Regions from separate parts of the Homo sapiens genome. Here region 2 is linked to region 1. A link is a contact called in ENCODE Hi-C or POLR2A ChIA-PET data. All regions are on one chromosome and are shown on one strand. The core of a region is the stretch at or near the end of the contact, and the rest is flanking DNA. Distances in the headings are between cores, read along the strand shown. Region 1 overlaps MCM3AP (minichromosome maintenance complex component 3 associated protein). Region 2 overlaps PCNT (pericentrin).

The links. A loop is a pair of places that touch in the nucleus more often than their neighbours do. ChIA-PET counts read pairs that join two places held with the same protein, here RNA polymerase II (POLR2A). Pooled maps may share reads with other maps.
Region 2: a map with no recorded cell type shows a loop between it and region 1 (4-fold over the local background). The contact joins two enhancer-like sites. A Hi-C loop is called at or near these places in 1 of 37 single-sample maps with no recorded cell type and 3 of 50 pooled maps. POLR2A ChIA-PET finds 5 or more read pairs at or near these places in 3 of 52 experiments (H1, MCF 10A and naive thymus-derived CD8-positive, alpha-beta T cell).

What each region holds. Positions count from the first base shown.
Region 1 is chr21:46,249,665-46,256,155 of GRCh38, reverse strand. MCM3AP (minichromosome maintenance complex component 3 associated protein) reads left to right here. Exons shown (of 28, transcript NM_003906.5): 18 at 1,312-1,380; 19 at 1,630-1,764; 20 at 4,474-4,627. MCM3AP-AS1 (MCM3AP antisense RNA 1) reads right to left here. Exons shown (of 4, transcript NR_110565.1): 4 at 4,455-6,491. Among named protein-coding and RNA genes, the nearest start is that of MCM3AP-AS1, 24 kb to the right of the region's middle. RefSeq lists an enhancer at 1,730-1,839. Within about 2 kb of position 2,300, at least 10 of the 41 ENCODE cell types and tissues checked have a DNase peak (open chromatin) inside an H3K27ac peak, as active enhancers do.
Region 2 is chr21:46,367,392-46,373,880 of GRCh38, reverse strand. The region is part of intron 15 of PCNT (pericentrin); the gene reads right to left. Among named protein-coding and RNA genes, the nearest start is that of PCNT, 46 kb to the right of the region's middle. RefSeq lists enhancers at 4,825-4,904, 5,365-5,494. Within about 2 kb of position 4,245, at least 6 of the 41 ENCODE cell types and tissues checked have a DNase peak (open chromatin) inside an H3K27ac peak, as active enhancers do.

The DNA of each region.
Region 1 (6,491 bases), core at 1,051-3,550:
GCCTGGCCTCAGGGCTCCCTGGCCTCCCAGTGGGTGGGGACTGGGGAGGCAGCCTGGAGGGCCTAGCAGGCACACCGCTGGGGCCTCATGTCATGTCTTGTCCTCCTCCTGGTCATCACTGGATGTTCCCTCTGAAAACTGTCTTGTGGGTTTCATTTAGCCCCATCAGGTTCTGCGCCGGCAGTGGGGTGGCAGTCCCAGCCTGTTGGAGGCATGCTGTGAGGCCAGGGCTGGGCCTGGCTCCTCTGACCCATGGCTGCCTTCACATAGTGACCTGGCCTTCTCCTGGAGTCATGGCTTCTTGTGTCCCCCCTCCGTAGCTGCCCTTGTCAGCCTCAGTCTCCTTGTCTGAGCCCTCCACCCTGCCCCCTCAGCCCAGACCTCTGCCCTCTGCCCTTCTGCGCACCCCCTGGTGATAGCCCTGTCACCCCTGTCTGTCACTGACAGCCCCCATCATGCATCTCCAACTGAGGCCTCTTCCCTGAGTTCCAGACTTGGTTTCCAGTTGGCAGTTCAACCTCTAAACCTGATTTTTCCCCACCCTGCCCCTTCCTGCTCATAGGATGCCGTCCTGTCCTCCTGCGCTTAGGGCACAAACCTGGGCTTGCATCTCTCTCAGACCCAGCACCGAGGGCATGGCAGTTCTCTCCACCTCACTGGAATGTTGCTGCAGCACCTGTCTGCCAGCTTCCACCCTGGGCCCCAATCGTGTCCTCAGCACCACAACAGAGGGATCCTCCAACAGCTCAGCCAGGTGGCGTTGCCTCTCGGCGGCGTCCCTAGCGCTCCCCGAGTCTCTGCATTGTGGACCCAACCCCTCCCTCGCTGCCCTCACTGCTCTCCCCAAACACACCAGGTCCAGCTATGGCCTGGCATAGCCATGCCCTCTGCTGTTTCCAGAAGTTGTCACGCTGGCTCCCCCTGTTTCCTTCAGGTCTTTGCTCACATATCACCTGACCACCCTGAGTGAGACTGCAACACGCACCCTGCCTGGCTCCAGCCCCACCTGGCAGCATTTGCCCACAGTGCCGACACCTCACACATGCCAGGCCAGCCACTTAGAGATGCTGTTCTCTCCCCATTAGAGCCTATGTTCTCAAAGGGCAGGATTTTGTCTGTTTATTGCTGAATCTCCCATAGCCAGCACACAGTGGATACTTAACATGATATTTGTGGAATGAAGGAATCCTCTAACCCGTTTCATTGGCAGAAAATGTGTTTTTCAGTCTCCTGAGTATTCCCCAGGGGACACTAGCCAGTACTTCTCACTAAGCTCCTGCGGGGACACTGTCATTCTGCTTTCCTTTGCAGGTTAAGGCGGCTCAGAAACAAGACAGCTCACCAGATGAAGGTTCAGCACTTCTACCAGCAGCTGCTGAGGTCTGTCATGCTGCACCCTTCTGCGCACCCCCTGGTGATCCCCGTTCCCCAATCTGTCACACTGGCAGCCCCCTTCATGCATCTCCAACTGAGGTCTCTTCGATGAGCTCCAGACTTGGTTTCTAGTTTGCAGTTCAATCTCTGAACCTGATTTTCCTCCAACCTGCCCCTTCCTGCTCATAGGATGTGTGTGCTGCTCCTGCAAGGGTCTCACACACTGGCTAATCCACGGTGGTCTGTTCCTCCCAGTGATGTGGCATGGGCGTCTCTGGACCTGCCATCCCTCGTGGCTGAGCACCTCCCTGGGAGGCAGGAGCATGTGTTTTGGAAGCTGGTGCTGGTGTTGCCGGATGTAGAGGAGCAGTCCCCAGAGAGTTGTGGCAGGTCAGGAAGGGTTTTCCCCTGTGGGGTTTCCAAGAGGTGGAGTGGGCAGGGCAGGGTTGTGGGCCAGGGCCGGGTATTCCTCTTATGTGTGATGGGAACTCGGAAGTGTAGGTTTATGTTTTAATGCTTGGATTTACAGTCTGTTTTGCTCATGATTTTAAGTTGAAACTTTAGATTTGATTATTTCAATTTTTATTCCATAAACTTGGTGTATTAGTCCGTTCTCACACTGCTTTAAAGAAATATCTGAGACTGGGTACTTTATAAAGAGGTTTAATTGGCTCGGCTGTACAGGAAGCATGGCTGGGGAGGCCTCAGGAAACCCACAATCATGGTGGAAGGCTAAGGGGAGGGAGGCATGTCTTACATGGCCAAAGCAGGAGGAAGAGAGAGAGAAGGGGGAGATGCCACATGCTTAACCAGATCTCGTGAGAGCTCACTATCATGAGAACAGCAAAGTGGGAGGTGCCACACACTTCTAAACAACCAGATCTCGTGACAGCTCACTGTAATGAGAACAGCAAGGGGGAGGTGCTGCACACTTAACCAGGTCTCGCGAGGCTCACTTTCATGAGAACAGCAAGGGGGAGTTTCCACACACTTAACCAGATCTCCTGAGAGCTCACTATCATGAGAACAGCGAGGGTGAGTTGCCACACACTTAACCAGATCTTGTTGAGAGCTCACTATCATGAGAACAGTGAGGGGGAGTTGTCACACAACCACATCTCGTGAGAGCTCACTATCATGACAACAGCGAAGGGGAGTTGTCACACACTTAACCAGATCTCGTGAGAGCTCACTATCATGAGAACAGTGAGGGGGAGTTGTCACACACTTAACCAGATCTCGTGAGAGCTCACTATCATGAGAACAGCCAGGGGGATTCCACCCCCATGATACAATCACTTCCCACCAGGCCCCTCCTCCAACATTGGGGATTACAGTTCAACATGAGATTTGGGTAGGGACACAAATCCAAACCATATTACTTGGCAACAGTCTTAGACCAAAAGCATTTAAGAGTTGATTGTTATTTCAAGCTGTGTTAAGGTACATTGATAGACCTGCTTCATTTTAGACTCTTCAGTAAGATAGTTTATAGTCTGTTTACTATAGTTCCATTTTTTTCCCCTTAAAGAAACTTTTGGCATTTTAAAAAAGAAAAAATTGACATGATCTTATTTTCTGTAACCACATAGCATACAGAAGTCATATTTTTAAAGCAACTACAGTCTCTGTGTTTTTTTGAGACAGGGTCTTGCTTTGTTGTCACCCAGGCTAGAGGGCAGTGGTGTGATAACAGCTCACCGCAGCCTTGACCTCCTGGGCTCAACTGATCTTCTCACCTCAGCCTCCTGAGTAGCTGGAACTACAGGCGTGTGCCACCATGCCTGGTTAATGTTTTTTTTTTAAAGATGGGGTTTCACTATGTTGCCCAAGCTGGTCTTGAACTCCTGGGCTCAAGCAATCTGCATGCTTCAGTCTACCAAAGTTTTGGGATTACAGGCGTGAGCCACCACACCCGGCTTACAGTTTATTTTTAAAATAGCTTTATTGAAATGTTATTCACATACCATAAACTTCACCCATTTAAAGTGTACATTTCAGTGATTTTTAGATATATTCACAGGGTTTTGCAACCATCACTGTTAATAATTCCAGAACACCTTTTCACTTAGAAAGCCTGTATTCTTTTTTTTTTTTTTAGATGGAGTCTCACTCTGTCGCCCAGGCTGGCGTGTGGTACACTTTGTTCACTGCAACCTCCACCTCTCAGGTTCAAGCAATTTTCCTGCCTCAGCCTCCCAAGTAGCTGGGATTACAGGCGCACACCACCACGCCCAGCTTAGTTTTGTATATATTTTGTAGAGACAGGGTTTTGTGATGTTGCCCAGGCTGGTCTCAAACTGGGCTCAAGCGATCCACCTGCCTTGGCCTCCCAAGGTGCTGGGATTACAGGCGTGAGCCACTACGCCCAGCTGGTGAGTCATTTCTTAAAATAGCTGTCTTCTCATTTGCTAAGTTCGTATGTCACTTAAGAATTCTTAAGGTCTCAGGTATGAGAAATTTGATCTGTAAAAAACATGTATTTCAAACTCTAGGGATGTTTTCTATTGCTGAAAATCTTAATGCTTCAGAATTTTAAGTCACATTAGAATGAGCCAGTTCCATTCTAATGGAATGGAGTGCCCCCTCCTCCTGCCCAATTAAGAACAAGTAGAAGCCGGGAGCAGTGGCTCATGCCTGTAATCCCAGCAACTGGGGAGGCTGTGGAGGGAGGATTGCTTGAGCCCAGGAGTTTGAGGCCAGCATGAGCAACATAGTGAGACCCTTTGAGTGACACTCTACAAAAAAAATGGAAAGATTAGCTGGGCATGGTGGCCCGTGCCTGTAGTCTCAGCTACTGAGGCAGGTTTGCTTGCTGCGGTGAGCCAAGTTTGTGCCATTGCACTCTAGCTTGGGCGACAGAGCGAGACCCTGGCTCAAAAAAAAAAAAAAAAAAAAAAGAACGAGTACAGATCGTTGCTCCATTTTAAAACAACAGCCTGTTTTGTGCAGATCAGCTTCATAGTAAGATGTGGTATTTGTGGACCTAGGTCTGTGTGATATTTTTCTTTCTTCTTTTCCTGAAAGTCTTTATAATTCAAATATAGAATTAGATTCTTCAAGTGTTTTTTTTGTTTTTTGTTTTTTTTAAATCTGTAGAATTCTAGCAAATTGGTTAAAAGTCAAGTTCATGGGAGATGAAGGCTCAGTGGATGACACATCCAGCGATGCTGGTGGGATTCAGACGCTTTCGCTTTTCAACTCACTTAGCAGCAAAGGGGATCAGATGATTTCTGTTAACGTGTGTATAAAGGTGAACTATAATTACTTTGTGTTTACTTCTGTGTTTTCATTACTTTCACTTACTCCCAGATATCACTGGAACCATGCAAATACTGCTTATTCCCTAATGTGGTTTTGAAAGACTGGGAGGCTCAGAAGCAAGTATTATGTCTGTCCGTACATGTCGTTTAAAAAATTTTTTTAAGCCAGTCAAATTGAGTAGTGGGCACCAAGCCCAGCCTGCTTCTTTACTTTTTCTGTTTTAATACTATATATTGGATTTCCTAAATGTAATATGTACACAAAACTTTTAAAAAATGAGGAAATGTAAAAGAAGTATAAAGATGATGATAAGAGCCATCCATGCTCTTGCCATTCTGAGGTAACAGTAACTTCTTGGTGCAAATTCTTCCCTTTTCCTGGGATTACAAAGTCACATTTCATCTACTGGAAATTAGTTTACTGCTGCTGTTACCTTCATTTTCATTTAAGAAAGTAACACTTCCGTGTACTTAAAAAGAAGTCAAATAATGCCACCCACGTGATTTAAAATGAGACATAGTAGCTCCTCCTTCCTCTCTTAACTCCTTTCTTCAGGGCTGCATTTTTCTCCTGTTTCCAGATCACACACTTACACAGCCATTTCTCAGTTTATCCATTTAAATGTTCTCTGCTGACTTCCCATTAATATAAATGTATTAGTTACCTTATTCCTAAATAACTAATTACTCCTAACATAGCAGCTTAAAATAATGTCTGTTATCATGGTATCTGTGGGTCAGGAATCCAGGTGTAGCTTAGCTTGGGTCTTCTGGCTCAAGGTTTCTCATGGGTGGAAATGAAAATGTTGGCTAGGATTGTGGCCTCATCTGAAAGCTTGACTGAAGGGTATCTACTTCCCAGCTCACTCTAGTGAGCTTGTGTCAGGATTCACTTCCTTGCAGGCTGTGGCCAAAGACTTCCTCAGTTCCTGCCACATGGGCCTCTCCCCAGCTGACAGCATGGCAGCTGGCTTTCATCAGAGTGAGCAAGAGGTGAGCCTAGATGGAAGTCTGAGTGTGTTTATAACCTAAACTTAGAAGTGACATCCTGTTGCTTTTGTTGGCTTCTGTCTGTCAGAAGTGAGTGGCTAGGCCCAGCTCACGGGGCAGGAGATCACACGTGGGCATGAACACTAGGTGGAATCAGGGGGGTCCTCTTGGCCACTGCATACCATACTAGGTACAGCGTGGCCTCTTGTGCCATGGTCCTTGCTCGGCCTTCCACGTCTTCCCGGGATAGCTACACTAGCACTTTGTATTACTTCAGTGAGTGGGGTCATATTTTGATGGCTCTGTGACTGCTATTCACCTCAGAACCAGTAGTGTTCTATAACCACAATTATTTTTTTCCTGCAAGAAATAGAGTTGCCTTATTGTCTCACTTAATGTAGTTCTCTTTATCTCTTTAATTTTACTGGGGGGCCGTATATATCTCGGTAGAGTTTTCCAAATGTTCTGTCACTTCACTTGATCCATCCATGTTCCCTCTGTCCTGGAACTCTCATCTGTGGGCTGGTCTCCATCCAGGCAACATGTGCCTTAGTGCCATCATTGTGAGCATATGTGTCCCTGCTCCTCCACTTGGAAGCTCTGTGACCTTGGGCAAGTTCCCTAGCGTCTCTGCCACCTGTGTATGGGTACTGTTACTTATTATCCCTATTTTACTCAGAGACGGTAAAATAAACTGCCCAAGCCTCTGCAGGTGCTGTCTGGTGGAGATGCTCATCTGGCTCTTGAGGATAAAATGAGTGCAAACACAGACTGCACAGGACAGTGCCTGGCACAGGCCAGGTGCTTGCTCAGTGTTGCCATTAGCAGCAGCTGCAGTATTTTTTCTTGGTTCAGCCCCTTGTT
Region 2 (6,489 bases), core at 2,996-5,495, 120 kb before region 1:
GTATGTGCCTGTAATCCCAGCTACTCAGGAGGCTGAGGCAGGAAAATCGCTTGAACCCGGGGGGCGGAGGTTGCAGTGAGCCAAGATCATGCCACTGCACTCCAGCCTGGCGACAGAGCGAGACTCCGCCCAAAAAAAAAAAAAAAAAAAAGCTAAGGCTGGGCGCGGTGGCTCACATCTGTAATCCCAGCACTTAGGGAGGGTGAGGCGGACGGATCACGAGGTCAAGAGATCAGACCACCCTGGGCAACATGGTGAAACCCCATCTCTACTAAAAATACAAATATTAGGCATGGTGGCGCATGCCTGTAGTCCCAGCTACTTGGGAGGCTGAGGCAGGAGAATCCCTTGAACCAGGGAGGCAGAGGTTGCAGTGAGCCAAGATCACGCCACTGCACTCCAGCCTGGAGACAGAGCGAGACTCTGTCTCAAAAAAAAAAAAAAAAAAAGAGTATTGACATGCACATCCCTAGCAGCAAAGTAAAAAGCTAACTTACTCGCGCAAACCTGTACCTCAACTACAAAAATACTGCAAAGACGCTCTAGGAGTATTCCGATAATAGTCCAGGCCAGGCGCGGCTCACGCCTATGGTCCCAGCACTTTGGGAGGCTGAGACAAAAGGATTGCTTGAGGCCAGGAATTTAAGACCAGCCTGGGCAACACAGTGAGACCCCATCTCTACAAAAAATAAATTAGCCAGGCATGGTGGTGCACATCTGTAGTCCCAGCTACTCAAGAGGCTGAGGCAGGAGGACCACTTGAGGCCAGGCGTTCAAGGTCACAGTGAGCTGTGGTTGCATCACTACCTTCGGCCTGGGCGACAGAGCAAGATCCTCCCTCCAAAACAACAACAACAACAGTCACCCTAGAAGAACAAAAGTACAGGTTAAAGGACACAGGTGACACACGATTTCAGAAAACGAACACCTCCTTGTGCTATGCACAGATAAAACGGACAGAATTTCTTTAGCATGAGTCCCTGGAAAAGCGAGACAGAATCTGACTTTTCCAGAGAAGACAGACCCACACGATACCCAGCAGGGTGCAGGTCTCAGGGCTGTGCCTCAGGACTGAGGGGCCAGTGTCCACACTGGGCAGCACCCAGAGCTGTCCACGTGAAGAAACAAGTCATTTCTAACCTCAGAATCCGGCGCTGCATCACCCATTCTCAGGAGCAGTCCCTCTTCACCAAGCAAACCTTTCAGGTTCAAAACCTTACTTTATGGCTAGAAATGAGATCTTAGCATGTCCTTGTTTAAAACCCCCTTGAAACCATATGTACCATAATCACCTAAAATTTGCACATAATGCTTCAAATAAATTATCAATTATTTCTGAAGTGCTCCAGACTCTAACCCTCCCCCCACAGAAAGGCCAGAAAATCGTACAGACCCAGAACACAGAAGCAGGAGGGCCCCAGGCATTCATCCTGCAGGACAACATGCAGAATGACATGTGTGCATGTGCTGTGTATGTGTGCATGTGCTGCGTGTATGAGCATGTGCTGTATGAACATGTGCTGTGTAAGCACGTGTGCATGTGTGTGCACGTGTTGTGTGTGCGTGCTGTGTGCACATCTGCTATGTGTATGTGCTGTGTGCATGCATGTGCTACACGTGCACATGTGCTGTGTATGTGCATGTGCTGTGTGTGCACATGTGCTGTGTGCATGTGCTCTCTGTGTGTGTGCTGTGTGTGCATGTGCTGTGTGTGTGCGTGTGCCTTGTATGGGCACATGTGCTGTGAGTGTGCTGCATGTGTGCATGTGCTGTGTATGCACATGTGCTATGTGTGCGCATGTGCTGTGTGCATGTGCCTTGTATGGGCACATATGCTGTGAGTGCTGCATGTATGTGCTGTGTGTGTGCATGTGCTGTGTGTGTGTGCATGTGCTGCATGTGTGTATGTGCTATGTATGTGCTGTTTGTGCGCACATGCTGTGTGAGCATGCGCATGTGCTGTGTGCGCACATGTGCTGTGTATGTGCTGTGTGTGCATGTGCTGTGTGTGTGCACACATGCTGTGTGCACATGTGCTGTATGTGCTGTGTCTGCATGTGTGTGTGCATGTGCTGTGTGTGCACATGTGCTGTGTGTGCGTGTGCTCATCATGCAGACCAGCAGGCGGGGTGGTGGCGCCTGGATGGGGCAGGTGCACGGGTCCACAAGTGGGGAGACCTTGCTGCTTAAATGCAGTCCTGCATAGGTGCAGAGAATCAAGACCACAGCAGGTGGCAGGGGACCTCAGCCAGGCCCCTTCACGGCCACCTTGGGAATCCAAGGGGGATTCCGACTACTCAGTCTGGCTTCTTCTGACACAATTTGGTACCAGTGCTTACGCATATTCTGACACACAAGATTTTAAAAAACTGAAAAAGTAAGTAACTACACTGGCCAGGTGCAGAGGCTCACACCTGTAATCCCAGTGCTTTGGGGAGGCCAAGGCGGGAGGATCACTTGAGCCCATGAGTTCAAGACCAGCCTGGGAGACAAAACAATAAAAATTAGCGAGGCGTGGTGGCCCGTGCCTGTATCCCAGCTACTTGGGAGGCTGAGGTGGGAGGACTGCTTGAGCCTGGGAGGCAGAGGTTGCAGTGAGCCAGGATCGTGACACTGCACTCTAGACTTTTTTTGAGACTCCGTCTTTAAAAAAAAAAAAAAAAAAAGAAAGAAAGAAAATAAACCATACTGTGTGCAGATTTCTTTCTTTTTTTCCTGCAGCCTCAGATTCCCAGGTTCAAGCAATTTTCTCTCCTCAGCCTCCCAAGTAGCTGGAACTACAGGCCTGCACCACCATGCCTGGTTAATTTTTATTTATTATTTTTATTTTCATATATATATTTTTTGAGACGGAGTCTCGCTCTGTCGCCCAGGCTGGAGGGCAATGGCGCGATCTCAGCTCACCACAACCTCCGCCTCCCGGGTTCACACCACTCTCCTGCTTCAACCTCCAGAATAGCTGGGACTACAGGCGCCCACCACCATGCCTGTCTAATTTTTTGTATTTTTAGTAGAAACGGGGTTCCACCGTGTTAGCCAGGACGGTCTTGATCTCCTGACCTCATGATCTGCCCGCCTTAGCCTCCCAAAGTGCTGGGATTACAGGCGTGAGCCACCGCGCCCGGCCGATTTTTATTTTTAGAAGTGGACTCTTGCTATGTTCCCCAGGCTGGTCTCGAACTCCTGAGCTCAAGAGATCATCCCACTGTGGCCTCCCGAAGCCCTGGGATTACAGGCATGAGCCCCAAGCCCAGCCCGTGTGCAGATTTATAAGAGCAACTAAATGTGCTTCTGTGTCTACACAAGCCACATCCCCTGCACCAGTCCAACCTGGGATGACCCCTCCAGCTAAGCGTGGCTTCCCCTGTCAGCCCCCAGGCTCTCCATGCCCCTCCCTATGCCATCATCAGCTGGCAGGCACCCCTCACTATCCCCCCAGCTGCCTAGCGCGACACCCAGGATGAGCCCCAGCCTCCCCGACCCCCGCACCTCCCAGGCTCTGAATCGCCTCCACTTTGTGTTTCGTCCAGCTGCCAAGTAGCCTGTAGGACAGATCTGGTCGCGCCACAGACCACTCACTGCCTGCAGACCAGACCAGAACCCTGCCCTCCGGAGGCCCCAACAGGAGGGGAGGCCAACCAAAGACACCCCCCCCCGGATGCCCACCCCTGCAGCTGCCTCGCTGGCCAGGTGCACTGACACATCTGCCCCCACGAAGCTGCACTCTTTGAGCACAGACCCCACTGCACGCACAATCCAGCGGCTCCAAGTGTATCCGTAAGTGCCTGAACGCTCTGATGAAGACTCAGGGCAGAGAAGCCGGGGAGGCACCCCTGTGGGAACCACACACGTGGAGCTGCTCACCTGCACAGCCCCTCCCGCAGCACCTGTAGCTCCCCCAGCACCCCCAGAACCTCCGGCTCCCCCGGCTCCTCCAGCTCCGCCTGCCCTGCTTGATGCTCCTGCATCTTGGCAGCGTACATCTCTGAGTTCCTGCAGGGCCGCTTGGTGCTGATGCTCCAGGAGCAGGACCTTGGCACCCACCCTGTCCAGGGCTTTGGTCCTCTCTGCCTCCAGCAGGCGTCTCTGATTGCACAGGGCTGCGACCAGCTCCTTCCGTCCAGGAAACATCCAGATGTGCCACATCCCCACACAGGGCACAGAAGGTGCACACGCTCCACATGCTTCCTCTGACTAAATCAGGCCGTGGTTTGAAACACACACTTCATGTGTGATATGCAAGTTCCTCCTTTCTGAATATTCTTTCAGAACTTCATTTTCTTTAAACCAAACAAACCAAGAAAACCTAATTTTAAATCCACAGCTTGGGAACAAGTGCTATTCTCCAAAGCATCTGTTTGCCTATGATCAAAACTGGGAACGAAAGGAAACTGAAGCTGGCATCTGAGGACTGGCCTGGAGGGCAGCTCCCAGCAGCATCAGACCCCTGTCTAATTTTGTCCAGAAAGACAACATGGCTCCAGCTTCTCTCAAGAGGCACCTCCCAAGCTGGGAGCAGTGGCTCATGCCTGTAATTCCAACTACCTGGGAGGCCAAGGCAAGAGGATCTCTTGAGCCCAAGAGTTCGAGACTAGCCTGGGCAACACAGGGAGACCCTGTCTTTTAAAAAACAAAAAAGAAACAAACAAAACACATCCCCAGGACTCCCTGACATGTGGTGAAGACAAGGACAGGACACAGAGGCCTGAGACAGGCAACTGACTGCACCTTACTCAGGAGAGCAGAGGGAGCCTGAACATATTCTGCTTTCTAGGAATTCCCCCAAGATCACATGCTCAGACCACACAAAACAGACAGCCTGAAACATAACATGAAACCCTCACAGCGATTAAAGAAGGTTCCACTTTTCTCCTGTTCTTACACAGAGCTGAAGGAAAGCAAACAATAAGCCAACGCTTTGGAGCCTCACAACTGTTCCCCACAGTCAGGAAGGAGGAAGCCCTCCCGTGGCATGCTGGTATCAGGAAATCAACGTATCCACCTTATCCAAGCTGGCAATTCCCTCGTTTATAGTTTGGAACGTGTACTTCTTAAACGTCTGACAAGGTATTGATCTGCCAGAACAACCATTTCTAACTGCCTCATCAGCTCTAGCCCATGCCCCATCCACCGTGCAGCCAGGCCTATGCATCCCCTTCCTGCAGGGAGATAGGCCAGCCCCAGTGGCTCCACATGCTCAACAGAGCAGACTCATCTATTTCAAGGTGAGAAAACCTCAGAGACCTCACTGAGGGCAGAGAAAGCACAAGGTGTGTGTGATACGACAACACGTGTCCTTTCCTGAGTCACAGGCACTGCAGCTTCTGCAGTCAGGCGCCAGCCCAGGGCAAGAGGGACTTCGCCAGAAATTCTTCTTCATGATAAAAACTTGGAAGTGCCTGTCAAATGAACCATCACCGCTTTTTTTTTTTTGAGACAGAGTCTTGCTCTGTCTCCCAGGCTGGAGTGCACTGGTGCGATCTCGGATCACTGCAAGCTCCGCCTCCCGGGTTCACATCATTCTCCTGCCTCAGCCTCCCAAGTAGCTGGGACTACAGGCGTCCGCCACCACCCCCAGCTAATTTTTTTTTGGATTTTTAGTAGAGACGGGGTTTCACCGTGTTAGCCAGGATGGTCTCGATCACCTGACCTTGTGATCTGCCCGCCTTGGCCTCCCAAAGTGCTGGGATTACAGGTGTGAGCTATTTTTGTTTTTTTTTTGAGACAGGGTCTCACTCTGTTACAGCCCAGGCTGGAGTGCAGTGGCACAGTCTTAGCTCACCCTGCAGCCTCGACTTCCTGGGCTCAAGCAATCCTCCTGCTTCAGCCTCCAAAGTAGCTGAGACTACAGGTGCGTGCCCCCACGCCCGGTGAATTGTTTTTAATTTTCGTAGCCCACAGGCTGGTTTCAAACTCCTGGGCTCAAGTAATCCAACTGCCTCAGCCTCCTAAACTGCTGTGATTACAGACGTGAGCCATTGTGCCTGGCCCATCACTGCTCTTGAAATGTAGCAAAAGGGTTTTATTTCAGGAAACATCAATAAAAGGAGGGGACCAAGGCTCTGAATACACAACATGACCATCAGATCTTCCCACAGCAGCCTGGAAACCAAGTCTTCTGCAGAGGTGCTGGTCAGCCTTGAGGAATACTCCAAAGCCCACAAAATCCCCCACCAAGGTCTAGGCCCTCCCACATACGTACGAGAGCAAAGCCTTTAACAAGGTGCCTGCGATCAAAATAACCCTTCAACTCAGTGTTTTAAAGCCCAGCTCAGGCCGGGTGCGGTGGCTCATACCTGTAATCCCAGCACTTTGGGAGTCAAGGCGGGTGGATCGCCTGAAGTCAGGAGTTCGAGACCAGCCTGGCCAACATGGTGAAGCCCAGTCTCTACTAAAAATACAAAAATTAGCCGCGCATGGTGGCAGGCGCCTATAATCCCAGCTACTTGGGAGGCTGAGGCAGAAGAATCACTTGAACCCAGGAGGCGG